Linked DNA regions of Homo sapiens: region 1 is linked to region 2. Evidence: read pairs that join two places in POLR2A ChIA-PET (ENCODE). Cell type or tissue: PC-9. All regions are shown on one strand. Each heading gives the region's core, and the rest is flanking DNA. Links, peaks and the distances in the headings are about the cores only. Region 1 holds the start of LOC124903390 (a long non-coding RNA gene). Region 2 overlaps CDC42BPB (CDC42 binding protein kinase beta).

Region 1 (15,323 bases), core at 4,591-12,590, 210 kb after region 2:
GAGGACTGCAAAGGGCAGCCTTGTAAGGTTACACAGGTGGTGCACTGCACAAGGGGCAGCCTTGTAAGGTTACACAGGTGGGACACTGCACAGGGCAGACATCTTAGCCTGTGTATAGTAAAAGACCTGTGTTGTAACTAATCAGTATGTCACGGCTGCCTTCTGGCACATGGAGCAAAGCATCCTGAGGACGGGAGTGCCCCATTTTAATTCCCTCCTCAGGGCCATGGGGGCCGGTAGGGCCCGAGCTGCATTTGTTGAGTGGGAGGTTCCAGGTGACCTCAGACAAAGTCATTCCCCTGGCGTGCGGGGCCAGAGTCCTCACGCAGCAGGTGGACTGTTCCTAGGAAGTGAGGGGGTGAGGCAGTCATCAGGCATCTGGGAAAGACTAGGAGGAAGGGAAGGGGTGCCCTGCAGTGGAGCAGATGGGGGCCCAGGGAGGACCCAGGGCAGGGCGGGGGCAGGGAGGGTCCCCGTGGACCTAGTCCAGTGCAAGAGTCCCTCTGGTGCTGAGGCCATGGCACTCAACCCTGGTCGAATCAGGGAGGAAACGACTCTGCCAAGAGCCCGAGGTTTTTGGGGAAGGAATCAGGGCCTCCCACTCCAGCGGGCCTCCCACTCCAGCGGGCCTCCCACTCCAGCGGGCCTCCCAGGCTGCCTTGGTGTCTAGCCCGCACAGGCCAAGCAGCCCACAGCCACGTTGCAGCCCGGGCCCAGAACAGCTCAGTGCCCACCAGATGCTCAGTCACACCTCAGGAGAACTGTGACCCAGCAGCCAGTGCTGAGAAATAAGCTCAGGAAATCAGTATTACGAGGACAGAAGTTTTGTCCGTGGGTCTCAATAAAGTTATTTTCATTTTAAATTGGGGGAAAAAGCCATGCATGCTCACTGTGTTGGCCCTGGATTAAGAGGGGTTGCTCCCCCTGCCCTGGATGTGTGTTCATCCCCGCCTCCCACCCACTGGCCCCTTAGGGGCACCCCAGCTCCCTCCCACCCCAGTTCCCACCTCTGTACAAGGAGGGCCTAGGCCTGCCCAGGCGGCCCTTCCCAGGATTCAGGCTCTCGCAGGGAAGGGGGAAGGGGATGTGGAAGGACACGGGAGCCCTGCACGAGGGTCCTAAGGGAAGCACAGCGGTGCGGTGCCTTGTGATGATGGTTGTTATTGGCTTCCCTGGACAGGCTGCCCCCACCCCATGCTCACTCCTGCCTGTGGGACACACACCCCATGGTGATTTTGCTGAATCCTCACTACAGCCCCACGGGGCAGGGCCCATCATCTCTGTTTTAGAGATGGGAACCCTGAGGCCCAGCGAGGAGAAGTAACTTGCCCAGGGCCACACAGCTCTGGGCCAGTGCTGGCATCTGAGCCACCCTCGGGGACCTCCAGCAACCACAGGCAAAACTGTGCCTTCCGGATCACCTGGGGTCAGGAGTTCAAGACCAGCCTGGACAACATGGCGAAATGCCGTCTCTACTAAAAATCACAAAAATTAGCCAGGCATGGTGGCAGGCGCCTGTAATCCCAGCTACTCGGGAGGCTGAGGCAGGAGAATCGCTTGAGCCTGGGAGGCAGAGCTTGCAGTGAGCCGAGATTGTGCCACTGCACTCCAGACTGGGCAACAGAGCAAGTCTCCATCTCGAAAAACAAACAAACAAACAAACAAACAAAACTGTGCCCTCTGCCTCCCGCCTCCCGCAGCACCAGGGTGCAGTTCCAGGACATGAGCTCGCCCTAGCAAGCACTCGCGTGGCACAGTGCAAACTTCCCTAGCTTCCTGTTACAACCCTGTAACTTGCTCCAGGGGCCTCAGGCCTCACCCCCTGACCATCCCCAGCCCGGACTTCTCTTCCCCTGTCCAGAGGGGGCTCTGTCCCCATCGTGCAGGCTTTGCCGGCGGGCGCTGCACCCTGCACAGGCCACGCAGGAGGCTCTCTGCAGGCCCCGCCACACTGCTCTGGGTGCTGGAAAGGTTGTGTCTGCAGGCCCCGCCATGCCGTTCTGGGTGCTGGAAGGGTTGTGCTGCCTTTGCTCCCTGGGCCTCTTATGCCCGCAGACCTGTCACATCAGCCACCGAGGCCCGATCCCTGTTGCCTCCTTTTCCAGATGCCATGGGGTTTGAAGAACTCGCGGGGCTGGCCCTGAGCCCAGGTCTGACTGCTCTCCGCCTCCCTGTCCCGCACCCCAATTTCTGCGCAGCCATGACAGACAGTGCCGACGGGGCCAGGTCCTGTGTCAGGCCCACACCAGCCCAGGGGTGGAACTGACCCCCAAGCTCCCTGGTTTCTCTGCAGCCAGCAAGGACCCTTTGCAGTGGAAAGTGCTGGAGTGTTGTCACCCCCAAGGCAACCCTCAACCCTGGGTCAAGAGTTCCTGGATAAACACCCAGCCCCCCACCATCTGCCGGCTGTCCTCAGGCGCATGACATATGATTTCATATGGTCCCTGGGGGGACTGAGCCCTGGGTTCCCACAGAGGTGACCAGCTCCATCCCCCAACCTGCAGTGGCCCCAGCCAGCCTCTCCCCAGGAGACCCCCTGGGAACATCTCCCAGAAAAACCGCCTGTGCCCAGCTCCTGGCCCTGACTCTGCTCTTTAGGGCGCAGGATGGGCCCCGCGGCCATCTGGACAAGGGTGTAAGAAGAGACTGCACACCAGCTCGGGAGTCTTTAGAACCCACCTCTGTCACAGCCTGGGCTGTGAACCCAGGGGACTGGGCCCCAGCACCCCGCACCGGCCTCGGCACACAGGAACGACTCAGCACGCACCGAGGAAGGGACATCAACGAGCTGAGAAATGTCGCTGTGCTGAGCTGCGCTCATAACCAGTGGATTCCTGGTGTATTATTATTTGTTGATTGTTGATGTAATTTTTCTTGATTTGCTGATTATTATTTGTTGATTCTGGGTTTGCACAGCCACAAATATTCAGATATCTCAAACCCCACTCCCTGCTGCTTCTTGCTAATTCAAGCAAAACCAAAATGCTGAGCCTGTGTGCACACGGTGCCTCCCTGGCACCATGTGAGCCGATAATGGATGGAAGAGGCCCTGCCCCCACCTGCTCTGGGCAAACAAACAGAACAATTAGCCAGAAAGAGTTCGCCAGGCGGGAGGGTCAGCTGCGGCAGCCATGTCCGTTCTGACTAGCTCCCAGAACATTCCACAGCCGAGGCACCATGATTAGGGGGCCCCCTCCATGCAGGCGCCACTGCGGCTGCAGGGACCGAGGCCGCGGGGACCGAGGCCACAGGGACAGGCACTAATGGCAGCCACAGGCCACTCCCCTTGACCCCTCTCCAGCGACTCAGCCCCCGGGATTAGCCCCCAAGATGCTGCCTGGGCTGTCTCAACAAACAGTGAAAAGGTAATGCAAAACAGGAACACCAAGAGCTGTCCCCGCACAGGCTCAGGGCTGCTCAAAGCTGGCCAGGCTGCTGTCACGCAGGGAGGTGTGGGATGCCTGGCAGTGGCCCGCTGCTCCCCTAGGATGGCAGTGGTGGCTGTGTGGCAACACATATAGCTTGTGTGCAAAGCCCTGCTTCTCAGCACACCGATTCCTGCAGGTAGGACTTGCCTCGATTGTCGTCCCCAAGCATGGCCTGGTCCACACCGCACGGCTGGACCCAAGCACCTGGCTCTGGGGAGAAGCAGCTGAAGGGGCTGGGAACGCAGCGCCAATCTCTGCTGCAGGAGAGGGCGGGTGCTGCACGAAGTTTCAGGGACCCTCCTCCAGGCCTTGCAGGGGCGTGTGACAGCCGCGGTCCCGGCTGTGCTGGGGAGGAGAGGCTTCCAGGGCCAGAGAGGCTGGGAGAGGTGTTTACAGGAGCCGAAAGTGCTAAAAATAGCGGGGGCCTTGCCCCTGAAGCCACTCCACCTGACCACCCGGCAGGTGCTGGGACAGGAATAGGCAAGCAGACCCCAGAGGGACAGGCATAGGGCAACCCCCTCTCAAGGGTGGGGGGGTTGCCTACTGGGAGCAGAGGATGAGCTGGGCAGAGGGCCCAGGCCCCTGGAGCTCTGGAGCTGAGCTGCAGGAGGAGTGAGGACGGGAGCCCCAGTTCTGCTGGCAGCTGGGAAGCAGGCCCCAAACAACCAAGGGTCAAGCCACACGGACTCAAGGGCCCACCGAGGTCCCAGAGCCCCAGTGGACTTCAGAGCCAGAACTAGTGGTCTCCAGGCCACACACAGGCTGTGTGTCAGGCTCACTAACGCACCTCTCAGGCGCAGCCTCCTCTCTCACACCATGGGTGCCACGCAGCCCTCCCAGGGTGATGGGAAGGTGTGTGCTGCAGACAGCGGGTGGCTGGACCTGGAGCCTGGCTGAGGGGGTCAACAGAGGACTAGCCCCTGTGGCCAATGTTTCCGGGGCAGGGACAGCAGTGTGAAGGGAGTTGAAAGGTAGATAAGGCCAGGCACAGTGGCTTGAACCTGTCTGTAATCCCACCACTTTGGGAGGCTGAGACGGGCAGATCACTTGAGCAGCCTGGGCAATATAGCAAGACCCTCTCTCTACAAAAGATAAAAAAATTAGTCCTTGTGGGCTGGGCGCGCTGGCTCACGCCTGTAATCCCAGCACTTTGGGAGGCCAAGGCGGGCAGATCACCAGAGGTCAGGAGATCGAGACCATCCTGGCTAACACGGTGAAACCCCATCTCTACTAAAAAAATTAGCCGGGCGTGGTGGTGGGCGCCTGTAGTCCCAGCTACTTGGGAGGCTGAGGCAGGAGAATGGCGGGAACCCGGGAGGCGGAGCTTGTAGTGAGCCAAGATTGTGCCACTGCACTCCAGCCTGGGTGACAGAGCAAGACTCCGTCTCAAAAAAAAAAAAAAAAAAAAAATTAGTCCCTGTGCCGGGAGCGGTGGCTCACGCCTGTAATCCCAGCACTTTGGGAGGCCGAGGCGGGCGGATCACAAGGTCAGGAGTTCAAGACCAGCCTAGCCAACATGGTGAAACCCCATCTCTACTAAAAATACAAAAATTAGCTTGGTCTGGTGGCACGCACCTGTAGTCCCAGCTACTCAGGAGGATGAGGCAGGAGAATCTCTTGAACCCAGGAGGTGGAGGTTGCAGTGAGCCGAGATCGCACCACTGCACTCCAGCCTGGGCGACAGAGCGAGACTCTGTCTCAAAAAACACAACAAAAAAAATTAGTCCTGGTGGCACATGCCTGTGGTCCCCAGCTACTCAGGAGGCTGAGGTGGGAGGACCACTTGAGCCCAGGAGGTTGAGGCTACAGTGATTTCACCACTGCACTCCAGCCTGGGCAACCGATTGAGACCTTGTCTCAAAAACAGAAAAAAAAAAGAAAGGTGGACGAGAGCTGGGCCATGTGAATGGGTGAGGCAGGTCATGAGTGTGTCAGTCCTAGGTCACAGAGGGGACAGAGTCTGGGACCCCCATCCAGGCCCCCCAGGCACAGCCGGTGTCCCTGGATAGCTGATAAGAATAGGCCTCTGCATGCTGGTTTTTCAGTCCAAAACATCTTGGAAGTGACATGCTCTGCAAGCTAAAAAGGCTCAGTCACCAAAATACAGCAGCCAGGGCGCCAGACAGCCAGTGTAGCGGGCCGGGCCACACTCTTGGACATACAGCTCATGTTTTCAAAATATCACACCTTATGACCATTCCTAGCATGGCCAGAAGAGCAGGGGTGGGGGTGGGGATTGGCCTTCCATTGTCTTCGCAAGTGTGAGCAGCGGCTCCAGGTCTACAGTCAAGAGGCCCGAAACAGCAGGCACCTGGGAACGGGCACAGGCAGACGGTCTGGGGCTAGGGCTGCGCCGTGCACATCACCAGAAGGTGCAGATTTGGGAGCAGGAGAACCCCACATGCCCCCTCAAGAAGCTGACTCACAGGCTAATTTGCTGTCCCCAAGAAGCCATTCCCTCTCCAGGGCATCAGGCATCCATTGAGCACAAACCGTGGTGTCACAGGCGTCAGCGTTCATGCACGGGGGCCGCTGCAGGTGAGAAACTCCTTGCGCTGGCAAAGCTGCCCATGGGCGGAAGCACAAGCCCCACCCTTCAGCCAGCAGGCGTGGGACTCCCTGCGTACCAGCCCCTGGCTAGGTATGGAGGAGGCAGACAGGATGGAGGAGAGGGGAGGGGAGGGGAGGGCGCATCCACGCGCCCAGGGACGCACATATACACACATGTACACATACACATACACACATATATACACACATAAACACACATATACACATACACATAGACACACACACACATATACACATACACAGACACACACACACACACGCACACACGTCCTGGCTGCCTCCACAGTCACTCCTGCTAGTTCGTGTACCCGAGGAACCGCCACGTACACACCCAGCAGGCAGCTGCCTGGGGCCTATGTTCGCTGTGTAGGCCTCATATCACCCGGCCGTAGAGACAACCCCGAGAGTCAGCCCAGGAAATGGTGGGGAGGACAAGTATCTCCTGCTGACATCAGGCTCAGAGGCGGAACCCCCACCTCAGGACCTGCCCCACCCGTGCCTGGCCCTCCAGAGCAGACCTCCTCCCCCAGCCCAGAAGCAGGCTCCCTGGACCGTGAGTCCCTGCCCGGCTCTTCCTGCAGGGACTCAGAGTGGCCCGGGTGGCCCTGGCCATGCAGAGATGGGCACTGGGACCACCCCTGCTCCTTCCCTCCAAGCCCTGGCTCAGCCTGCTTCCCCTGCTTCCCAGACACCGTCGCCTCCACCCTGCCTGGTCTGACTGTCTTGATCTTTTAATCGGAGGGTTTGTTTCACCCACGTGGGATTTCGGCTGGAGTTAAGGTAGAGTGGGGTCCGCCATGTTAATATTTATTTTGTCTCATCTCTTTTGGTTTGTCTATTGCTCCTTTCCTGCCTTCTTTTGTGTTAATACAATATTTTTTAGTATTCCACAATTTCCTATTGGATTTCTGGCTATATGTGTTTGCATTATTGTTTTTTAGTGATGGCACTGGAGGTGAAAATGTGCATTTTAACTAATCCCAGTCTTCTCAGAATTAGAATTGAATTACTTCAAGTAAAATAGAGCAGTAGAATATTTCCACCTGCGCCATCGCCAGGGCTGCTGCAGTCATCTACCACATCTACTTATTATACATACAAAATAAAGCATTCTTATTTTCGCTTTAAATAGTAAAGTCAGGGCTGGTCACAGCGGCTCACGCCTGTAATGCCAGCTCTTTGGGAGGCCGAGGTGGGAGGACTGCTTGAGCCCAGGAATTTGAGACCAGGCTGGGCAACAGGTGAGACCCTGTCTCTACTAAAAATAAAAGAATTGGCCGGGCACGGTGGCTCACGCCTGTAATCCCAGCACTTTGAGAGGCCGAGGCAGGCGATCATGAGGTCAGGAGATTGAGACCATCCTGTCTAACACGGTGAAACCCTATCTCTATAAAAATACAAAAAATTATCCGGGCGTTGTGGTGGGTGCCTGTAGTCCCAGTTACTTGGCAGACTGAGGCAGGAGAATCAATTGCTTGAACCCGGGAGGTGGAGGTTGCAGTGAGCTGAGATTGCGCCACTGCACTCCAGCCTGGGCAACAGATTGAGACTCCATCTCAAAATAATAATAATAATTATTATAATTACATAATAATTATAATAATAATTATTATTTTATTATTATTATTATGACAAGCCTGGCCAACATGGTAAAACCCCATCTCCACTATTTATTTATTTATTTATTTCTAAGACAGAGTCTCTCTCTGTCGACCAGGCTGGAGTGCAGTGGTGCAATCTCAGCTCACTGCAACCTCCAAGTTCAAGCGATTCTCCTGTCTCAGCCTCCCAAGTAGCTCGGCTTACAGACGTGCACCACCACACCTGGCTAATTTTTGTATTATTAGTAGAGACGGGGTTTCACCATGTTGGCCAGGCTGGTCTCAAACTCCTGACCTCAAGTGATCTGCCCACCTCGGCCTCCCACAGTGCTGGGGTTACAGGCGTGAGCCACCACACCGGGCCTATTTATTTTTTGAGACAGTCTCACTCTGTTGCCCAGGCTGGAGTGCAGTGGTATAATCTCAGCTCACTGTAACCTCTGCCTCCTGGGTTCAAGCAATTCTCCCCCCTCAGCCTCCCGAGTAGCTGGGATTACAGGCGCCCACCACCATGCTCAGCTAATTTTTTTGTATTTTTAGTAGTTTCACCATGTTGGCCAGGCTGGCCTCGAACTCCTGACCTCAAGTAATCCACCTGCCTTGGCCTCCCAAAGTGATGGGATTACAGGCGTGAGCCACCACGCCCAGCCTCATCTCTACTAAAAATACAAAAATTAGCCAGACATGGTGGTGGGTGCCTGTAGTCCCAGCTACTCAGGAGGCTAAGGCAGGAGAATCACTTGAACCCGGGAGGTAGAGGCTGCAGTGAACTGAGATTGCACCATTGCATTCCAGCCTGGGTGATAGATTGAGACTCCATCTCAAAAAAAATTTTTTAAAAAAATAAAAGAATTAGCTGGGTGTGGCTGGGCGCAGTGGCTCACGCCTGTAATCTCAGCACTTTGGGAGGCCAAGGCAGGCGGATCACGAGGTCAGGAGATCAAGACCATCCTGGCTAACATGGTGAAACTCCGTCTCTACTAAAAAAAAAAAAAAAAAAATTAGCCAGGCGTGGTGGCGGGCGCCTGTAGTCCCAGCTACTTGGGAGGCTGAGGCAGGAGAATGGTGTAAACCTGGGAGGCAGAGCTTGCAGTGAGCCAAGATCGCACCACTGCACTCCAGCCTGGGAGACAGAGCGAGACTCCGTCTCAAAAAAAAAACACAAACAAATAAAGAATTAGCTGGGCATGATGACATGCACCTGTAGCCCCAGCTATTGGAGGCTGAGGCAGGATGATTGTTTAAGCCCAGGAATTTGAGGTTGCAGTCAGCTATGATTGCGTCACTGCAGTCCAGCCTGGGCAACAGACTGAAACATTATTTCTTAAAGAAAATAATTATAACAAGGCCGGGTGCGGTGGCTCACGCCTGTAATCCCAGCACTTTGGGAGGCCGAGGCGTGGATCACGAGGTCCTCCCAGTGGATCACGAGGTCAGGAGATCGAGACCATCCTGGCTAACATGGTGAAACCCCGTCTCTACTAAAAATATAAAAAATTAGCCGGGTGCAGTGGTGGGCGCCTGTAGTCCCAGCTACTCAGGAGGCTGAGGCAGGAGAATGGCGTGAACCCAGGAGGCGGAGCTTGCAGTGAGCGGAGATCACGCCACTGCACTCCAGTCTGGGCAACAGAGCAGAGCGAGACTCCGTGTCAAATAAAAAAAAAAAAAAAAAGAAAAAAAAATAATGATAACAAATAAATAAATAGTAACTTTTTTTTTTTTTTTTTTTTGAGACGGAGTCTTGCTCTGTCACCCAGGCTGGAGGGCAGTGGTGCGATCATAGCTCACTGCAGCTTCAAACTCCCAGGCTCAAGAAATTCTCCTGCCTTGGCCTCACAAAGTGCTGGGTTGCCACCAGCCCCCCATCTGGTTTTTTATTAATATGTCTACCCACATATGTACCCTTCTGTTGCTATTCATTTCTATCTGTAGAACTGAGATGCCATCTAGGGTCATTTCCACTTACCCCAAATTTGCTTTGGCATTTCTTTCTTTCTTTCTTTCTTTTTTTTTCTTTTTGAGACGGAGTCTCGCTCTGTCGCCCAGGCTGGAGTGCAGTGGCGCGATCTCTGCTCACTGCCAGCTCATGTATAGTTTTGCGGTCAGCCAGAGATTTAGCAAAGCTTATATGCCGATTTTGGGTCTCATCCCTTCTGCAATTCTCTCATGTCAGAGTTTCTGCCAGTTTTTCTTCCAGCTCTGTATATTAAAGAAAATAGAGAAAACAATGGGCAAGATATATGACAAGATAAAAATATTTCAGTGGAGACTTAGTCTATAAAAAGCCATTCTAGGACGGGAGTGGTGGCTCATGCCTGTAATCCCAGCACTTTGGGAGGCCAAGGTGGGCAGATCACAAGGCCAGGAGTTCGAGACCAGCCTGCCCAATATAGTGAAGCCCCACCTCTACTAAAAACACAAAAATTAGCCAGACATGGTGACGGGTACCTGTAATCCCAACTACTTGGGAGGCTGAGGCACGAGAATCACTTGAAACTGGGAAATGGAGGGTGCACAGTGAGCTGAGATCAAGTCACTGCACTCCAGCTGGGCAACAAGAGTGAAACTCTGTCTTGAAAAAAATAAAAATAAATAAATAAAAGGCCATTCTAGTAGTGCAATATAAAACATCTGAAATTGAGAACTAATTGCATGGGTTTGATAGCAGCCAGGACATAGAGACGGTAGAATTAGGGAACTCAAAGACAGGTCAGTATAAGATATCCAATCTGAAGCACACAGAGAAAAATACTGCGGGGAAAACAAAAATTGAGCATCAGAGACATATGTGAAATGTAGACCTGCAGCCCCTGAAGGTGACAAAAGACAGAAAGGGACATAGCAGTAGTTAAAGCAACAATGACCAAGTATTTTTGAAGCCTGATTAAATATGTCAACTTGCCGGGCACAGTGGCTCATACCTGTAATCCCAGCATTTTGGGAGGCCAAGGCGGGTGGATCCCCTAAGGTCAGGAGTTCAAGACCAGCCTGGCCAACATGGTGAAAACCTGTCTCTACAAAAAAAAAAAAAAAATTAGCCAGGCATGCTGGCGGGTGCCTATAATCCCAGGTACACAGGAGGCTGAGGCAGGAGAATTGCTTGAACCCGGTGGGCGGAGGTTGCAGTGAGCCAAGATCATGCCATTGCACTCCAGCCTGGGCAACAGAGTGAGATTCCATCTCAAAATAAATAAATAAATATATCAACTCAGCTGGATGCAGCGACTCATGCCTGTAATCCCAGAACTTTGGGAGGTCAAGGCAGGTGGATCTCTTGAGCCCAGGAGTTCAACACCAGCCTGAGCAACATGGTGAAACACTGTCTCTACAAAAAATTTAAAATTTGCTGAGCATGGTGGCACGTGCCTCTAGCCCCAGCTACTTGGGAGGCTGAGATGGGAGGATCACTTGAGCCCAGGAGATCAAGGCTGCAGTGAGCCCTGATTGTGCCACTGCCCTCCAGTCTGGGTGATGAAGCAAGACCCTATCTCTCTAAAATATAATAATAATAAATGAAAGGCACCAACTCACAGAGTTGAGCAGCTCAGTGAACCCCCCAGGAGCATAATGAAGCAGAACAAATGCAAAGCCACATCCAGGCAATCATCATCAACTAGATGAAAGCCCTAGACAAAGAAAAAAAATTTAAAACAGCCAGAGAAAAAAGGAATGTTGGCTGGGCGCGGTGGCTCACGCCTGTAATCCCAGCACTTTGGGAGGCCAAGGCAGGTGGATCACGAGGTCAGGAGTTTGAGACGAGCCTGACCAACACAGTGAAACCCCACCTCTACTAAAAATACAAAAATTAGCTGGGTGTGGTGGTGCATGCCTGTAATCCCAGCTACTTAGGAGGCTGAGGCAGGAGAATTGCTTGAACTCAGGAGGTAGAGTTTGCAGTGAGCTGAGATTGCACCACGGCACTCCAGCCTGGGAGACAGAGCGAGACTCTGTCTCAGAAAAAAAAAAAAAAAAAAAAAAGTAATGTTATTTTCAGAGAAGTAAAATGGTTGTGTGTTGACTTTTGCTTAAAACTATGGAAGCTAGAAGACAATGGAATTACATCCTTAATGTGCCAGAAGACAAAAATAAAACCCTAATATTTTACAAACAGAAAATTTATATTTTACATCTATCAAATATAAATGCAAAATAATGATGACTTTAGTTTTTTTTTTTTTGGCTTTTTTTTTTGAGATGGAGTCTTGCTCTGTTGCCTACGCTGGAGTGCAATGGTGCAATCTCTGCTCACTGCAACCTCCGCCTCCCGGGTTCAAGCAATTCCTCTGCCTCAGTTTCCTGAGTATCTGGGATTACAGGCACCTGCCACCATGCCTGGCTAATTTTTATATTTTTAGTAGAGATGGGGTTTCACCATGTTGGCCAGGCTGGTCTCAAACTCCTGACCTCAGGTGATCCATCTGCTCTAGCCTCCCAAAGTGCTGGGATTACAGACGTGAGCCACTGCACCCAGCCAGATTTTTTTTTTAAAGGAAAGAATTTAGCAACAGCAGACATGCACTGAAAAAAGTACTTAAGTTCTTGGGCCAGGCACAGTGACTCATACCTGTACTGCCAGCACTTTGGGAGGCCAAGGTGGGAGGACGACTTGAGGCCAGGAGTTTCAGACTAGCCCTGGCAACGTAGCAAGACCCTGTCTCTACAAAAAAAAGTTGAAAATTTAGCTGGGCTGGCCAGGCGCGGTGGCTTATGCCTGTAATCCCAGCTACTTGGGAGGCTGCGGTGGGAGAATCACTTGAACCCAGGAGATGGAGGTTGCAGTGAGCAGAGATTGTGCCACTGCACTCTTGAGCTCAGGAGTTCGAGACCAGCCTGGACAACATGGCAAAATCCTGTCTCTACAAAAAAAAATTAAAAGAAAAAAAATTAGCCAGGTGTGATTTGTGCCTGTAAGTCTCAGCTACTTGGGAGGCAGAGGTGGGAGGACTGCTTGAGCCCAGGAGGTTGAGGCTGCAGAGAACCGTGATTACACCACTGCACTCCAACCTGGGCAACAAAGCAAGACCTTGTCTCACACACAAAAAATTTAAAAATTAGCCAGTCACAGTGGCATGTGCCTGTACTTCCAGCTACTCGTAGGCGGGTTAGCAGGGGAACTGAAGTGGGAGGATCACTTGAGCCGGGAGGTCGAGGCTGTAGTGAACCATGATCGCACCACTGCACTCCAGCCTGGGCCACAGTGAGACCCTGTCTCAAATGAAACTTTAGTCTGGGTGCGGGTGGTTCACGCCTATAATCCCAGCACTCTGGGAGACCAAGGCGGGTGGATCACGAGGTCAAGAGACTGAGACCATTCTGGCCAACATGGTGAAACCCCATCTCTACTAAAAATACAAAAATTAGCCAGGTGTGTGGTGGGCACCTGTAGTCCCAGCTACTCAGGAGGCTGAGGCAGGAGAATGGCATGAACCCGGGAGGCAGAGGTTGCAGTGAGCTGAGATCACACCACTGCACTCCAGCCTGGCGATAGAGTGAGACTCCATCTCAAAAGAAAAAAAAAATTTTTTAAAAACCTATCATTATTAATTTTTGTATTCTTATCTTTACTGTTTTGATCAATGTCCTTTTTTTTAATGGCATGTTAGGCCAGTAGGAGGTCCTTTAGTTTGGCTCCCAAGTCCCTCGGACGTGACCCCATCATTTTGGGTGCTTCTTTGATCTCTGGCATCAGATTCCCAGGCTCCCCTTGTATACTTCCTTCCTCCCATAGCGAAATCCAGTCACTTCTCCAAAGAACATGGTTCCTTTCCGTGGGAAATGGCATTCAGAGACCACGATCCAGCTTTGGGGCGGGGAGGTGGAAAGGTGCAGGTCACAGTGCCCCTGCCAGCCTCTGCCTTCATGTGGCACATCCAGGGCCTACCTTCCCACTGTTGAAAGCCTTGGACCACCACTGAGTGGTAAAACTTGGCTCACGGATGAATCACGACCCCTAGCAGGGTGGGCTCGGCATCTCTGGAAGTCAGATCAATCACCGACAAAGCCTTCCTGGACTCTACACAGGGAGGGAGTCTCTGGGCTAGGGTGGGGTGAGGCCTGGGGTTACCTCCTGGCCCATCCCAGCACCCCAGGCTTGAATGGTGGCACAGTTCAGCCAACTAATCCAATCATAGGAAACCTGCTGCTACCCTCCCTGTGTGGATGTTTCCATTTCTCTGTCTCCCGACTGGAATTCAGGGTCCTTCAGGGCTGGAACCCTGTCTGTCTTGCTCATCACCTGCCCAAAGCTACATTGCAGGGGCTCAAGAAATGCTTTTGCTGACAAATGCCTCAAAGGCACGATTTCCTTTTACCAAGAAGGGACTCAACAACTGGAAGGACTCACATTGCAGAGCAGGGTTTGGAACCTGCCTCAGGCTGGCTGCCCCCAAGGCATCCCCGCCCCACCCTGCTGGGTCCCAGGAAAGCCTAAGGGCTGTGCAGAGCATGCAGCTCCGGGCACTTTGCTGGGACAGGCCTGCAGGGACACGGTCCTTACTGGCTACTCCCAGAAAGGCTGGGAACCTCCCCCAGCCCCATATGCCCCGCACCCCATCCCAGTTCAACTGATGTGGGAGGCAGCTGTGGATCTACCGGCCATTTGGTTGGGGAGGCAGCTGAGTGGCCACCTCCTCACCAGGGCATCCAAAGGGATAGGGCATGTACCTGGCTCTTGCCGGCCCCACTCAAATGGAGAAACAGAACACCAGGGGCGGGAGGGGCTTGTCTCACAGCACAGTGATTCAGGGACAGAATCCAAGCCCCTGATTCCTAGCCAGGCAAGATTCAGCTTCACAGAGCTGGAAGGTGCTGCAGCCCAATGTAGGCTGGGGCAGGAAGGCCAGGAGGATGTGGCCAGAGGAATGAGGGGTGGGGAGCGGGGAACACATTTCAATTCTGAATCTCCTTCATGAACAAGGCATTCAACCAAGAGGACCGAGGCTCAGCAGCCTGGAGGGCCGTGGAGAGGACAGCTACCAAGAAAGGCCTGGCAGCCACGTACACCCCCAACTAAATGTGTTCAGTCCACTCCGTGCAGGGGTCCTGAGGCTTGGCTCAGGATCTCATAGGTGAGGCTCCAAGGAGCTGCCAGGTTCTCTATAGGAAGGTGTTGCACTGGGAGCCCTGTGCCTTCAGCCCCAGAGAGGCAGAGGAGGTGGCATCCCAGCCTCTGAGGTAGGAGCTCACACTCACCCATGTGCTCACCAGGCAGGCTCTGGCATCCTCCACGAAGGCATCTGTGGCCTGCCACTGCGGGCTGTGCCTGCACACACCCAAGGACTCTGAAGTCTGGGAGCCCAGCCTTTTCTGCAGCCTGAAATTTGCCACAAATTCCCTGAGTCCCACTCCTCTCCAACCATCTCAGTTACCTATTGCCGTGGCAAATTGCTCCAGAACTTGGCTGAAAACACAGGCCATTTTACTTGCTCGCATCTTGTGGGTGAATAGTTGGAACGGGGCTTGCCTGGGTCACTCGTGTGGTCTCCTGGGTGCTCCATCAGGGCCTTCTGGCTTCAGATGGCTTCACACACAGGTTTGGTGGTTTGTGGTGGCTGTCAGCCTGACCACCTGTCTCCAGCAGGCTGTCCCAAGCTTCTTTACAGGGTAACAGAGTTTTCAGAAACAAGAGCAGGCAGGCCCTAAAGCTCATGTCAAGCCTGTGAAGGTTCCATTGATCAAAACAAGTCCATGACCCAGCCCAGAGTTGGTGGGTAAAGGGACGACA
Region 2 (15,323 bases), core at 2,512-10,511:
AACAGCAAGATGGCATCTCTGGACTTCTTTGATACCTCTCGAAAGTTGATGTCATACATTGGGCAACTCAGTAAGAAAACAGGAGGATGATGTTAGTGAACTGGCTTATTCCACTGTTGCTTCATCCTAGGTCACTCTGTCATTCTTCCCTTATTATTTTAGTCTTTTTTTTTTTTTTTTTTTTTTAATCACAGGTAGGAATGAGTAATGACATAATTCCCAGGATGGTGAAATAGCAAAACGTTTCAAGTTATGAGAAAAAGATAACCGAACCCTATAATGTACCTTAGGTTTGTAAAAGGGTCCAGGGTCCAGTGGACCCATATAGAAATTGCATTACAGAGGCCAGGCGCAGCGGCTCATGCCTGTAATCCCAGCACTTTGGGAGGCCAAGGGGGGTGGATCACGAGAGCAGGAGTTGGAGACTAGCCTGGCCAACGTGGTGAAACCCTGTCTCTACTAAAAATACAAAAATTAGCCAGGCATGGTGGTGCGGCACCTGTAATCCCAGCTACTGGCTACTGGAGAGGCTGAGACAGGAAAATCGCTTGAACCCAAGAGGCGGAGGTCGCGGTAAGCTGAGATCACGCCATTGCACTCCAGCCTAGGCAACAAGAGCGAAACTACATCTCAAACAAAAAAAAAAAGAAAAGAAAAGAAAAGAAATTGCACTACAGAATCACTTTTATTCTTCTAAAAGATAAAGTAAATTATTTAGTTATTTTTTAGAAGATTTCTGAGGAAGAGTAAAAAAAGTCATAAAATATCAAAACTAAAACTCCTGAGGCACCTCCATAATTTAGAGTTAATATCTAAATGAGACCGTAATGGCTTAAGGTTAGACAAAGATAACTTATTTGTTAACATTAGTTTAACAAGCGGATAACTGAAAATGCATTTTTAACGCCATGACCGTGTCTCAAGGACCCGCTGTGGAAGGTGCGCCGCAGCCAGAAGCTGGACATGTCCGCGCGGCTGGAGCTGCAGTCGGCCCTGGAGGCGGAGATCCGGGCCAAGCAGCTTGTCCAGGAGGAGCTCAGGAAGGTCAAGGACGCCAACCTCACCTTGGAAAGGTACTTGGTGCCAGGGTCTGACTCCAGGTAGGAGCAGTGGCTGTGTGGCCTCGAGCCCGCCCTGAGCCTCACGGGCTCCGATGCTCCTCGCCTGGAAAATCGGGGCCACGGCGTTTGCTGGAGCCTTAGGAGGCAGCACGTCGGGTTCACCTGCAGGAGCCCCGAATAGCAGGCCGTTCTGGCACTGAGGTGGCCGCGAGGGTGCAGGGCCTTGCCTGCCGCGGGGGGGTGTGGTGCGGTGCGAGCCGTGTTTTGACGGCAGCGGGTGCTTGTGCCCCCACGCTGGGTAGCGAGACTCACACCGCTGTCTGACAGGAGCCCCTCTCACTGCTTAGTCACCTCCGTGCCGCTCCATTCACTAATTCAAGATTGTTCCTTTCAAGCTAACGTGAATATTTTAAAACAGAGGTTGAAGATGGCATTCTCACTTGAAATTTTTCCCTAACTCCAAGCAGTAACGAGAACGCCATTTTCACACAGCAGTGATTCAGTCAGTATTTGCTGAGAGTCTCCTCTTTGCAGATCTGGTTTTACGAGGATACGATAATGAACGTCAGTTTCATAAAAACCAGGCCAGCTCTGCTGTGCCATGAGGCAGGCGAGGACCTGGAAGGGACAGTGTCTCTAACAGAATTACCAAGTCCCAAATCCTGTTAGTTTGGGGCTAAAAAATTAATGGTAATAGGTTTCAGTTAAATTGACTTTCTTTATACTGGGAATTGCTGTAAGACTGTTCTGTTGTTAAATCCTGTGACCCTCCCACAGCCCAACAGGGTAGGCAGTCTTGTTACTCCCACTTACACACACTCCGCAGGTGATTTGCCCACTGTCACCCCACTGATGAGTGGACCAGCCCCCACAAACTGCATCCCTCCCGGCCAGGTGTTCCCCGTGGCAGCCTGACTTCCTCTGTCCCCTGCACGAAGTTGCTGGAATTGCAAGGCTACCCGTGCGGGTGGTGCTGGTGCTTCTTGGTGCAGCCACCATCTTGCCAGTTATGGGAAAGATATTGATGGGGCTGACGGCTGAGCGGCCTGGGCCCTGTGTCCCTGAAGAACAGAGGACTCGCCTGGGAACAAGATTAGGAAGGTCAAGAGCTCCATTAGGCCTTCATGAGACACGCCTTCCTAAGCCATGACTTTTTAAATTCCTGTTTGAATGTTTATATTTGAAATATTCGTACTGTTCATGGTGTTTGCAGTAGAAAGGCCCAGCATGAGCTACCGTGTTCTGGACAGTCCTGAGTGCTGGGGAGAAATCCCGGCTCTCTCATCCTGACCTGCCCCATACCAGCTCACAGACAACCTCTTCTCAGTGCACTTAAAGCCATTTATTTTTTATTTTAGCAAACTAAAGGATTCCGAAGCCAAAAACAGAGAATTATTAGAAGAAATGGAAATTTTGAAGAAAAAGATGGAAGAAAAATTCAGAGCAGATACTGGTAAATTAATGTTGTGCGATTCTGCATTATTTGAATATAAGTATTTTTCAAATGAATGTTTTTATTTTCTTTTCGACTTAATAGTTACTTTAGAAGCACCTACAGAATTCCAAATTCAGTATTTTCCAAAATCAGCATTTTCAAACAACATCTTCAAATATATTTTCCCCAAAGGTAGCCATTGTTTTTGGTTTATCCTTCCTTTTTTTTTGAGACAGTCTCGCTGTGTCACCCAGGCTGGAGTGCAATGGCACAATCTCGGCTCACTGCAACCTCTGCATCCTGGGTTCAAGGATTCTCCCGCCTCAGCCTCGCAAGTAGCTGGGATTGCAGGTGCACACCACCACCACCCCTGGCTAATTTTTGTATTTTTAGTAGAGATGGGGTTTTGCCACGTTGGCCAGGCTGGTCTGCAACTCCTGACCTCAGGCAATCCACCCACCTCAGCCTCCCAAAGTGCTGGAATTACAGGTGTGAGCCACCGTGCCCAGCCTATCCTTCCTTTCATCTTGAAAGCATATGGCAAATCCACACAAATCTAGGCACACATTTGTATCCCCTGATAACACAAAAGGCATCATTTTGTGCTGGAGGGGCCACCCCGGCCTCCTCTGCAGCTGCACTGTGCGCTGCCGTGGGCTGGCCAGCCACTGGGATGGTTTATTCCCTGGCATTTGCTGTCACAGAAAGTGCTGCCAGGAGTGGCTGTATGGATAGAACATTTCCTGTTTTTGTCGGTGTATTTCGGGATAGAGTTCTAGAAGTGGGATTGCCAGGGCAAAGGGCAAACATGCCTGTACACTCTTGCTGCATGCTGACGGACAGGCCTCCAGAGGCTGTGCAGTGACGTTCCTCCCACTTTGCATGAGGGGTTTCTGCCCCACAGCCTACCCACAAAGTAGGATTTCAGACTTTTGGATTTTTGCCGCTCTGAATAGGTGAGAAATAGCATCTCCGTAGAGGTTTAACTTGCATATTTCTCATAAGTAAGATTGAGCATCTTTTTATATGTTTGAGGGACTTTTGTATTTTGTGCATTATATGTTTTTATTGTTTGCCCGCTTTTAAAAATTCAGGTTGTTAGTCTTGCGGATTTCTAAAAGCCTTTTGCATTTTGGGGATTAGTGCCTTTTGTTTGTGATGTAAGTTGCAAGTATTTTTCCTAGTTTGTCTTTGCTTATCATTTATTTATTTTTTTGCCAAATAAAAGTGGTTTTGCAGCCGGTGCGGTGGCTCACGCCTGTAATCCCAACACTTCGGGAGGCTGAGGTGGGCGGATCACCTGAGGTCTGGAGTTCGAGACCAGCCTGACCAACATGGAGAAACCCCATCTCTTGTAAAAATACAAAATTAGCTGGGCGTGGTGGTGCATGCCTGTAATCCCAGCTACTCAGGAGGCTGAGGCAGGAGTATTGTTTGAACTTGAACCTCAACCCGGGAGGCAGAGGTTGCGGTGAGCCGAGATTGCACCATTGCACTCCAGCTTGGGCAACAAGAGCAAAACGCTGTCTTAAAAAAAAGTGGGGGGGGTTTTGCCATCTCTACTAAAAATACAAAAATTAGCTGGGCGTGGTGGGGCATGCCTATAGTCCCAGCTACTCAGGAGGCTGAGGCAGGAGAATCGCTTGAACCTGGGAGGCAGAGGTTGCAGTGAGCTGAGATCTCGCCACTGCACTCCAGCCTGGGTGACAGAGCCAGATTCCGTCTGTCAAGAAAAAAAAAAAAAGGTGGTTTTCAAAATTTTTTGTGTGTCAAGTTTTCAGTCTTCTTCCTTTTTTGAGTCATAAATAGGAAAATACACCTAACTCCCAGTTGTTGGAGGGATTCCCTCATGCTTCTCATACTTGTGTGGCTTCATGATTGATTGATTGATTGATTGATTGATTGATTGATTGATTCAGGGTCTTGCTCTGTTGCCCAGGCTGGAGTGCAGTAGCACGATCAGGGTTCACTGCAGCCTCAACTTTCTGGGCTCAAGTGATCCTCCCACCTCAGCCCCCTGAGTAGCTGGGACTACAGGCACGTGCCACCACACCTGGCTATTTATTTATTTATTTATTTATTTTTAGAGATGGGGTTGTGCCGTATTTCCCAGGCTGGTCTTGAACTCCTGGACTCAAGCAATCTGACTGCCGTGTCTCCCAAAGTGCTAGGATTACAGGCGTGAGCCACCGTGCCCAGCCTCATTTTTTAAATTAGAATACTGATCCATTTGAAATTTGCTCTGACATACGGTTCGAGGAGTGTATCCAGTTTTATCTTTTGCTAATGGCTAGCTGGTTGTCCAATACCAGTTATTAAGCTATTTTTCCTGCTGGTTTTATGTATGACTGTTGTCATGTACAGGATCACCATGGGCTTGGGTCTGTTTCTGGATCTTCTCCCCTGTTCCATTGTTCATGGGGAAGAACCACTTGATTCTTGTTTTTTGATATGTGTTTTTTTGTGTGTGTGACAGGGTCTCACTCTGTCACCCAGGCAGGAATGCAGTGGCACGTGCAGCCTCAATCTCCCCAGCTCAAGTGATCCTCCTGTCTCTGTCTCCCAAGTAGCTAGGACCACAGGCACATGCCACCATGCACAGCTAATTTTATTTATTTAATTTTTATGGAGATGGGGTCTCTCTGTGTTGCCCAGGCTGGTCTCAAACTCATGGCCTCAAGCAGTCCTCCGACCTTGGCCTCCCAAAGTGCTGGGATGACAGGTGTGAACCACTGTGCCTGGCCATGATTCTTATTGTAGAGGCCTTAGTGAATCTGCTTTAATATCTGGTAGATCTGCTCCTCCTCCACCTACGCCCAGCCCAGCTGCCCCTGTGGTTTTGAGGGGTTTTGTTTTTTGTTTTTGTTTTTTTTTGAGATAGAGTCTTGCTCTGTCGCCCAGGCTGGAGTACAGTGGCATGATCTTGGCTTACCACAACCTCTGCCTCCTGGGCTCGAGATTCTCCTGCCTCAGCCTCCCGAGTAGCTGGGATTTCAGGCACATACCACCATGCACAGCTAATTTTTGTATTTTTAGCAGAGATGGGATTTCACCATGTTGGCCAGGCTGGTCTTTAACTCCTGACCTCAGGTGATCCGCCCACCTCGGCCTCCCAAAGTGTTGGGATTACAGGCGTGAGCCACCGCACCCAGTCCCTTGGTTACTTTTTCAAGTGAACTTTTTGATTCTTGTTACTCTCTGGGGAAAAGCCTGACCCCTTTTTTTTTTTTTTTTTTTTTTAATTGTGATCATGTCAGATGTATCAGTTACTCAAGGAGAATTGACATCTTGAAGACACTGAGTCTGTCTGAAAATAATATGTAGACTTTAGTTTTTTTGCCTTGACTATTCTTTGTTTCTTTTTGCAGGGCTCAAACTTCCAGATTTTCAGGATTCCATTTTTGAGTATTTCAACACTGCTCCTCTTGCACATGACCTGACATTTAGAGTAAGTCATTGTTTTTTTTTTAAGTGACAGATGAGTTTATGATAAGTTAGAAATAGTGTCATATATGATTTTACCACTCATGGGGCCACAAACACACCAGTAAATATACATTCAGTGTTTATCTCAGCGTTGTGCTAACTGTGTAATTGACCCACATGTAATCAACCCACATTAAACGCATCAGGTGACAGACATTTAGGGTATTTGAGGTGCTCCCAGAGAAGCTTTCTCAACTCAGATTAAGTAGAGATGAGATTAAGAAAGTGCTCAGCCTCTTCAGGGAGAAATCTGCACTGGCCTCAGCTGTGTAGTGAGTATTTTTTTTTTTTTTTTTGAGACGGAGTCTTGCTCTGTCACCCAGGCTGGAGTGCAGTGGCATGATCTTGGCTCACTGCAACTTCTGCCTCCCGGGTTCAAGTGATTCTCCTGCCTCAGCCTCCCAAGTAGCTGGGACTACAGGCACCCACCACCACGCCCGGCTAATTTTTGTATTTTTAGTAGAGACAGGGTTTCACCATATTGGCGAGGCTGGTCTCGAACTCCTGACCTCAGGTGATCCACCCACCTTGGCCTCCCAGAGTGCTGGGATTACAGGCGTGAGCCACCACGCCCAGCCTGTAGCGATTATTTCAAGAAAATAATACAAATTCTCACACTGGGATGGGTGCAGTGGCTCACGCCTGTAATCCCAGCACTTTGGGAGGCTGAAGTGGGAGGATCACTTGAGCCCAGGAGTTCAAGACGAGCCTGGGCAATATAGCGAGACCCTATCTCTTAAAAAAAAAAATCCCACACTAGAGCGAATAAAAATACTTTAGTTGTGTTTCCATCTGTGTAGCTGTAGAGTTCGGCATTGGGGATCGATGGGAAAGGTGGTTGATGGGAACAGTCTGGCACCAGGTGCCTTGCCGAGACCCTCACAAGGAGGCCAACCCCCTCAGGCAGTCGGAGCCGCTGGTCATCTACTTGGGAATTAGCTGTCGAGTGAGGAGCAGACCCCACTGCCTCCCTCCATGGGCCGCAGGTTCTTGGTGGCATTCCGTGGAGGCAGGACAGCCTTTCCTCCTCTTTGAAACCTGTAGGGATGCACCCTTGATAGCAGCACGCAAAGCATATTGGAGCAGGGAGAGTGGAGCTCACTAATGGAACTCCTGATGGGGTGCAGGGTGGGGAAGGTGGTTCCAGCCTTTGATTTAGAAAACTCCAGCCCTGCAGGCGAGTGGGAAGAATAGGGTGCATGTGTACATGTCCCTCACCTGGGGTTTTGCTACATCTGCTTTCTCTCTCTCAACATAAGAGACTTTCTTCCTCTGAAGTATTTGAAAGCGACTTGAAGGTATCAGCGACCCCAACATACTTCAGCAGTTATTTCCTACGATTGGGGCATTCTCTCACATAACCACAGTGTCACTGTCATCAGGCATTCTGTGCTGATGCCGTGGGACAGCCCATATCCATGTGTCCCTTGTCGTCCCAGGAATGCCCTTTCCTGCTGGCTTTTCCTCCTAGTTCTGGATCCATCTGGAGGTCATGAATCGCATTTAGTCTTTTGTTTCCTTTAATCTGGAACAGTTCCCCATCTGTTCCCTTTTATGACAATGATATTTTGGTGTTACCCAGGCCAGTTGTCCTGCAGAATGTCCACTCTGGGTTTGTCTGATGTTTCATCTTCATCAGTTGTGGGTTGAACCTTTGGCACAAACTCTCCTCAGGAGGAGCTGTGCCCTTTCCACGCACAGAGGCCGGCCTGCCCAGGGTGGGTGATGCCAAGTCTGATCGTTGGGTTGAGGTGGGGTTGGCTAGGGTTGCTGCCTGTGTGAGTAGGGGGCAGTCAGCAGGTGCCCATGTGGGCATCTGCCCGTAGCAGCCTCCCTTGGGGTGGACTCTTAGCATCCTGGCCTGTGTCTGTCATTACAACACCCAAGCAGGCTTGCATTGCTCACAGCCACTCTGGACGCACACCTGTTCACCTTCACCTGTCAAAATGTTTGTTTGTTTTATCAAACTGGCAATGCTTGTCTTTTCCCTGAAATCCACAGTTTTGAAGAAGCAAATCTATTTAACCGGTAAGTGCCCGCCAGATCTTTGATAAGCCTGTTTCTGCACAAGTCATTGCCTCTCTCGTTGCTGCGGAGCCGGGCACTGCTGTGGGGAGGAATAAGTGGATTCCAGAGAACCAGAGATGGTGCTTGATCACTGAATGGAGGCGGCCAGGAAAGCGGTAGCTTTCTGTAACATTAACAGAGTAGAGGGCCCGGTAGCAAGTGAGTTTACAGCCAGTACTGTCCATGAGTGTGTGAGTCACAGCTGTGGAGAGTGGGCAGCAGAGATGGAGACAGAGGCGGCATCTTCATGCCTCATTCTCTACAGCCAGCACGCCTGCCCTTGCTAATCCCTCATCCCTCCCTTTTTTTTTTTTTTTTTTTTTTTTTGAGACAGTCTTACTCTGTCACCCAGGCTGGAGTGCAGTGGTGCAGTTTCGGCTCACCACAACCTCCACCTCCCAGGTTCAAGCAATTCTTGTGCCTCAGCATCCCAAGTAGCTGGGACTACAGGCACGCGCCACTATGCCCGGCTAATTTTTTTTTTTTTTTTTTTTTTTTTTTGTATTTTTAGTAGAGATGGGGTTTCACCATGTCGCCCAGGATGGTCTTGAACTTCTGACCTCAGGTGATCCACCCACCTCAGCCTCCCAAAGTGCTGGGATTACAGGTGTGAGCCACCATGCCTGGCCCATAATTGATTTATAAATTGTGATATAAGCACACATAACATAAAACTTACCATCTTAACCATTTTTTAGAGTCAGGGCTTCCTTCTGCTGCCCAGGCTGGAGTGCCGTGCCACCATCATAGCTCACTGCAACCTCAAACTCCTGGGCTCAAGCGATTCTCCTGCCTCAGCCTCCTGAGTAGCTGGCACTACAGGTGCTCGCCACCGCACCCAGCTAATTTTTAAATTTTTGTAGAGATGGATTCTTGCTATATTGCCCAGACCGGTCTCAAACTCCTAACCTCAGGTGATCTGCCCGCCTTGGCCTCCCAAAGTGCTGGGATTATAGGCATGAGCCACCGTGCCTGGCCGCTAATCCCTCTGTGATTTAAATGGGAAGGCATTTATTGTTGAACAGAAAAAACCCTCCATCAGGGGCTGGGTCTGTTAGAGCTTCCAGACTCTTTTGAAAATTGTCTTTGAGAAACTTCTTATCCCACGCTGCCTGCATGAAACATGTTGGTTTTTACTAGAAACAGTTTGTCACCAAGATTAAGTCAATATATCTTCATGCCAGTGTTGACTGGGTGGGAAATGATGTTTGTTCCTCCTGTCTGTTACCTCCAAGGACTCTCTCTCCTCCTCGTCTGCATCTTCCCTGCTAGCCTTTTGGGAAGAAGTAAGTGGCTGCCAGCGCTGGCTTCCCGCAGCTTTCACTCCTGTTAGTGCACAGCCTCCTCAATGTTCCTGTTCCTGAATCTGCATCCCTTTGATTAATTAACCAACTAAATGAAACGAGTGGGGCTTTTACATGCCTAAAATTAATATTCTTTTTCTCATTTATCTAAAGATGGAACCGTAACACTTAACATACCTTGTTTATGGGGCAGATTTGCTTACATTTTTGAGCTTTGGTAATTAGCCAGTCGAGCTAGCCTTTCCCTTGTGAATTTGCAGTACACAGTTGTGTGTGTGTTTTATGTGTGTATGCTGCCATCCCATCTGAATTTGGCTCCTTCCTCAGTGGCCTAATTAATTGCAACTGTTGGAAAGTGTTTATCTGATTTGGTTCATTGGGATTCTGATGTGGAACACAAAATACAGCTGTCAATGCTTTAGGCGCCTACCCAGCCATGTCTGTGTCCCATCACACTGCTTGCTGGTGCTAACACTTGCTACTCAGCATACCTACATGTGCGTCTGTAAACAGCAGTGGCCTGTGATGATAAACTATTAGTTTCAGGAATACTTGTTGAAATAGAGTTGTTTTTAAGTGGTTTCAGAGTGTAGCTTTAGCTTCAAATAAATCACTGTGAAATTAGAACTCTTAATTTGTTAAAACAAAACATTGCTTCCCTGTGTCATAAAATTTTCAAGGAAATTCTTAAATCTACTCATGGGCCCACCGACCTCTGTTGATGTTCGAATTTCTTCTTGATCCTTGAAATGAGGTTAAGAAGCATTTGGCTATTTGATCTTTTCTTCTTTCTCTTTTTCTTTTGAGACAGTCTTGATTTGTTGCCCAGGCTGGAGTGCAATGACTTGATCTCGGCTCACTGCAACCTTCTCCTGGGTTCAAGCGATTGTCGTGCCTCAGCCTCCAGAGTAGCTGGGATTATGGGTGTGTGCTAGCACACCCGGCTAATTTTTGTATTTTTAGTAGAGACGGGGTTTCGCCATGTTGGCCAGGCTGGTCTCAAAATCCTGACTTCAGGTGGTCTGCCCCCCTCAGCCTCCCAAATTGCTGGGATTACAGGCGTGAGCCACCGTGCCTGGCCTGGCTAATTGATCTTAAGGCTGCTAGGCTTAGATAACATTACTTATGAATAAAGGTCAGGAAGGATCAGCATTTCCAGGTCTTGCCCTTTCAGTGACCGGGGCAAGGAGGCTGCAGGAGGGGGCGGGTATGCTCAGGGCTGTGCATTAGAGGTGTCTCCAGGCAAATTCTCACCTCAGCGGGGTGACTGTGACTTGTCAGACTCCACCTGCCCACGCAATCACCACTCAGCTGAGGAAGCCAAGTGCAGGGGTCCTCAGGGCAGGCCGGCCAGCTGGGAGTGGAGCAGGGGTCTGTGAGGAGACCCAAGGGGTGATAGGATCCAGGAGTAAGAACCGCTGGGACTTCTGGGCTAGACAGAATCTGCTTTTATTAGTAAAGAACTTGTAAGTAGAGTCTGGATCATGTAGAATATGTCCTTTCACCCCACTCTTTCTTTCTTGGTTCTCACAGACCAGCTCAGCTAGTGAGCAAGAAACACAAGCTCCGAAGCCAGAAGCGTCCCCGTCGATGTCTGTGGCTGCATCAGAGCAGCAGGAGGTGAGACAGCGTTGCCCTGGTGATGCTCCCACCTGGGGTCTGCCCTCGTGTCCAGGTGACCAGATGCTGCTCACCTGGCCCCTGCATAACAGTTTGCAGCGAGGGCCTCTGCCCAGGTGCTCAAGCCCACCTTTCATTTTGAGAATTAACTGTCAGTCCCTCCCCTAGATGAGGGAGGCTTCCGCAGATGTCTCAACATTGTAGCAAATTAAAAATGCAGAACTGTTCACTGTTAACACATTCTTGAGAGAAGTGCACCCCGTAGGGCCAGGTGTCTCAGCCATGCTGAGCTGGGCCGACACTCACCTGTCCTGCTTGTCTCCCAGGACATGGCTCGGCCCCCGCAGAGGCCATCCGCTGTGCCGTTGCCCACCACGCAGGCCCTGGCTCTGGCTGGACCGAAGGTAGGGGCCTTGCTTTCACCCGGGGCGCCTTCTTAGTTATTTAGTTGTTTATTTATTCTCAGTTATTTAGAAAATAAGTTTTGTATAAATAAAACATACTTAGTCATTTTTGCATACACACAGTAGCGACCCTCATGTTCTGTAGGAAAGTTGTTGAGAATGGTGTGTAATTCAGGAAGCTGTCAGGACCCTGTGTTTTCTTAATGATACCAGTGCTACACAAATATATTTTAATTGGAAAAGTTCAGCATTCAGTCTCCCCACTCTCCTTCTCTCATTCCCCAAGCCATATTCCCCTCTCCACAGGTAGGCAGCTTACTTCTCCACATTGATTTTCATTTGTCTGCCTGCACTTAGAGAACCTTACAGAACCATGTGGCTGGTGGGTGAGAATGACTCCCAGCATAAACGGCCCTGCAGTGCATGTGCGGTTCTGAGCCTCATCCTTTCCACAAGTGCATCCTGGAGAGCCAGCACAGCGGCCCCACTGGGCCCCTGCTCCCCTGTCCTGGCCTCGGCTTCTTCTGTAACATCCCCTTTTCTTTCATATAAACATCAACGCAGATCAGAAAGTCTCCAGGGTGACGGGCCCCTGAGTTCCAAGCATTGCGAGTACGTAGCCCTGTGGCCTAAGGTGGTTTTTGTTGTTGTTAATGTAGACACGGCCTCTGCCTGTGCTTCCTGCCACAGGCAGCTATGCCGGCTGGACGTAAGAAGCCAAACTTCTATGAGGCTACCTAAGGGTTTGGCTTTTGGACTAAGACTCTTGCAGAGTCAGGGACCAAGTCGCGAGGTCGTTTATTTGGTTACCATATTTGATAGCAACTCTGCAGAGTGCTGGTGTGTCACTCCTAGTCCTGATGGCCCGGCCACCGCCCCACGGCCTCCCTGCCCACCTCAGCCAGCCTCTTCCCCCACAGCTCTCTGGAGTTTGTGTCGGTCACTCCCCTACTTCTTGCAAGTGGTCTCACCCACATCTGTTTCCTGCTGAGGATCGTATTGGTCTCTGCTGCGCCTGAGCTTGGTAAACAGGCGGTCCCGCATGGCCTGCACCACGACCCTCTGTTCAGCCTTGGGGCTGCTGCAGTTGCCGCTGGGTTCACAATGTGTCCACTCCTGATGAGGGACCGTGAGCCTTTCCAGGCGTTTGCTGTTATGAACTGTCCTCCTGTCGGTGATTCTTGGGTGTCTCTTGGACACATGCAAGGCCTGTGTGCAGCCCAACCTAAATGTGGCCCCAGGTCGGCCCCCAAGAGCCAGTTGGTGCTGGTCTCCAGGAGGCCAGGAGCATGAGCCAGAAAGAGCACTGGCCATGCCACCTCGGCCCTCTGGCCCAGCTGACCTCGCTTTTTGGTAGCAGTGCTCTCCCACTGAAGGAAGTATTTGTTGGCCTCTCTCTGGCTCAGGCTCGTAGGTGGTTTTCACCACTATTTGATGAGCCCTGTTAGGGAACACGTAGACCAAGACCAGAACTTGCACATTTCCACCTTTTCAGGATAATGCCCAAGCTGTGTATAAACTGGATCACAGGCAGATGGATCTGACTCTCAAGAGTCCATGGTTCACCTCAGTGTTCTTGATTTTCTCCTTCCAGCCAAAAGCTCACCAGTTCAGCATCAAGTCCTTCTCCAGCCCTACTCAGTGCAGCCACTGCACCTCCCTGATGGTTGGGCTGATCCGGCAGGGCTACGCCTGCGAGGGTGAGTGTCGTTGCAGCTCCTGGGGTCAGCGTGCACAGCCCCACACCCCTGCAGCTAAGGGCACCAGCCGGCTCCAGGGCAGCCCTGATGCAAGCAAACCAAACTAAAGTGAAATGTCATTGGCATGATTTGAGGACAGGGTTTTTTTTAGGGGGAGTGGGGAGATAGGGTCTCACTCTGTCACTCAGACTTCAGTGCAGTGGTGCAATCACAGTTCAGCTCAAGCGATTCCCTTGTCTCAGCCTCTCAAGTAGTTGAGACCTCAGACACACACACCACCAGCATGCCTGGCTATTTTTAAATTTTTTTTGTAGAGAGTTGAGGGATCTCACTTTGTTTCCCAGACCGGTCTCAAACTCTGGGACTCAAGTGATCTCCCGCCTTAGCCTCCCGAAGTGCTGGAATTACAGGCATGAGCCACTGCACCCAGCCTGGCAGGTTTATTTTTACAAATCCTCAGTAAAGGTCTGTGGAACCGTGGATCCCTGCTGTGCTGGGGGCTCCATTGTGCTGTGCGCCTCTGTGGTGACTCAACTCATCTACTGAGAATTACTACGAAGTAGATCATCTGCAGCTGTTCTAGAAAATCAGAGAGGAAAAGTAATTGTGTAAAACCTTCCACTGTCAAATTATCTAAAGATAACCACAATTATTTGTCTCTGCTTCTGGTCGTCATTCGTATTTTTTTTCTTTTTTTCTATTTCTTTTTCGAGACAAGAGTTTGACTCTGTTGCCCAGGCTAGAGTGCAGTGGCTCAATTTCAGCTTACTGCAACCGCTGCCTCCCAGATTCAAGTGATTCTCCTGCCTCATCCGCCCAAGTAGCTGGGGACAGGCCCACGCCACCATGCCTGGCTAATTTTTGTGTTCTTAGTAGAGATGGGGTTTCGCCATGTTGCCCAGGCTGGTCTCGAACTCCTGACCTCAAGTGATCCACCTGCCTCGGCCTCCCAAAGTGCTGGGATTACAGGTGTGAGCCACTGCGCCCAGCCCATCATATTTTTAAGGCTATATCTTGTGCTCTTGCCCTGTGCTGGGATTCGACATGCTCTTACCCCCTCAGTGATTGCCCCATTTCACAGATGAGCAACCACCCCAAGCCACCCAGTGCTGTGGGAGGGTCCTGGAGCCCAGACTCGCACTGGCTCTGAGCACTCACGCCTTCCTGACCATGGGTCTGTGAACAGAGATGCCCTTCATTCTACATTATAGCAGAAGCATTGTTTTTTGTTATTTCAACTCATGCACATTTTGATTGGCTGCCAAGACCCCACGTCCCCATGACCGCTGGCCTGAATTGCCGTGTAGAAACTCCCACGTGTGGGAGGCGGCCCGGGCTGGCAGGGACAGCATGGAAGCAGGCTTCTGCCATGGGCCCTTTCCCTGTGCGCATGCTGAAGACGCATTCATGCCAGAAACCCTGAGCTTTTGTGTGGATTCTGCCTTGCAACTGTTCTTACCTTTTTGGGTGTCTGGACTTGATGTGAGACTTGATCATTATTTTTTGTTTGTTTTGTTTTATTTTGTTTTTTTGAGATGGAGTCTCGCTCTGTGGCCCAGGCTGGAGTGCAATAGTGTGGTCTCAGCTCACTGCAACCTCCGCCTCCCGGGCTCAAGCGATTCTTCTGCCTCAGCCTCCCGAGTAGCTGGGATTACAGGTGCGCTTCACCACCCCTGGCTAATTTTTGTATTTTTAATAAAGGCGGGATTTCACCATGTTGGCCAGGCTGGTCTCAAACTGCTGACCTCAAGTGGTCTGCCCACCTCGGCCTCCGAAAGTGCTGGGATTCCAGGCGAGACCTGGTGATTATTAAATTGCCTCCTCAGGGCATAGGTTCTGCAGTGACTTCTCTGTAGGCAGCAAGCTTTGAAGGCAGTGTTCTTGCTCTCTTCCAGTGTGTTCCTTTGCTTGCCACGTGTCCTGCAAAGACGGTGCCCCCCAGGTGTGCCCAATACCTCCCGAGCAGTCCAAGAGGCCTCTGGGCGTGGACGTGCAGCGAGGCATCGGAACAGCCTACAAAGGCCATGTCAAGGTAGGCGGCTTCATCTCCGCCCTCAGCCCTCGGTGCCTGTGAGGTGCAGTGACCAATAGCCATGCCCAGCCACTCTTGAAAGCAGCCCCTTGCTGCGGCAGGTGGCCCTGGTGCCAGTCCTAGGGGGCTTACCCTCCTGGGCACTGAGGCCATCAGGTCGGCGCAGCCGCTGTTCTGAATGGCCTGGGCATCCTGAGGCCTCCACGCAGACGCT

What was found. ChIA-PET counts read pairs that join two places held together with the same protein. Peaks named below come from ENCODE experiments on the same cell type or tissue, not always from the same donor. Only the 100,000 strongest peaks of a DNase experiment are listed, where the experiment ranks them.
Region 1: POLR2A ChIA-PET joins it to region 2 with 11 read pairs; 2 of 35 experiments call an interaction of 5 or more read pairs at or near these places.

The regions. Positions count from the first base shown.
Region 1 is chr14:102,737,954-102,753,276 of GRCh38, reverse strand. LOC124903390 (a long non-coding RNA gene) reads right to left here and starts at 10,560. Exons shown (of 2, transcript XR_007064356.1): 1 at 9,567-10,560; 2 at 1-343. RefSeq lists enhancers at 2,691-3,525, 14,642-15,143 and a silencer at 6,335-6,508. In PC-9, for the core only: no CTCF peak of the experiment used is centred there; DNase peaks (open chromatin) are centred at 8,868 and 11,666.
Region 2 is chr14:102,950,252-102,965,574 of GRCh38, reverse strand. It overlaps CDC42BPB (CDC42 binding protein kinase beta), which reads left to right. Exons shown (of 37, transcript NM_006035.4): 19 at 925-1,073; 20 at 2,420-2,514; 21 at 5,865-5,944; 22 at 10,887-10,973; 23 at 11,300-11,377; 24 at 12,972-13,077; 25 at 14,973-15,109. Among named protein-coding and RNA genes, the nearest start is that of AMN, 35 kb to the right of the region's middle. In PC-9, for the core only: no CTCF peak of the experiment used is centred there; no DNase peak of the experiment used is centred there.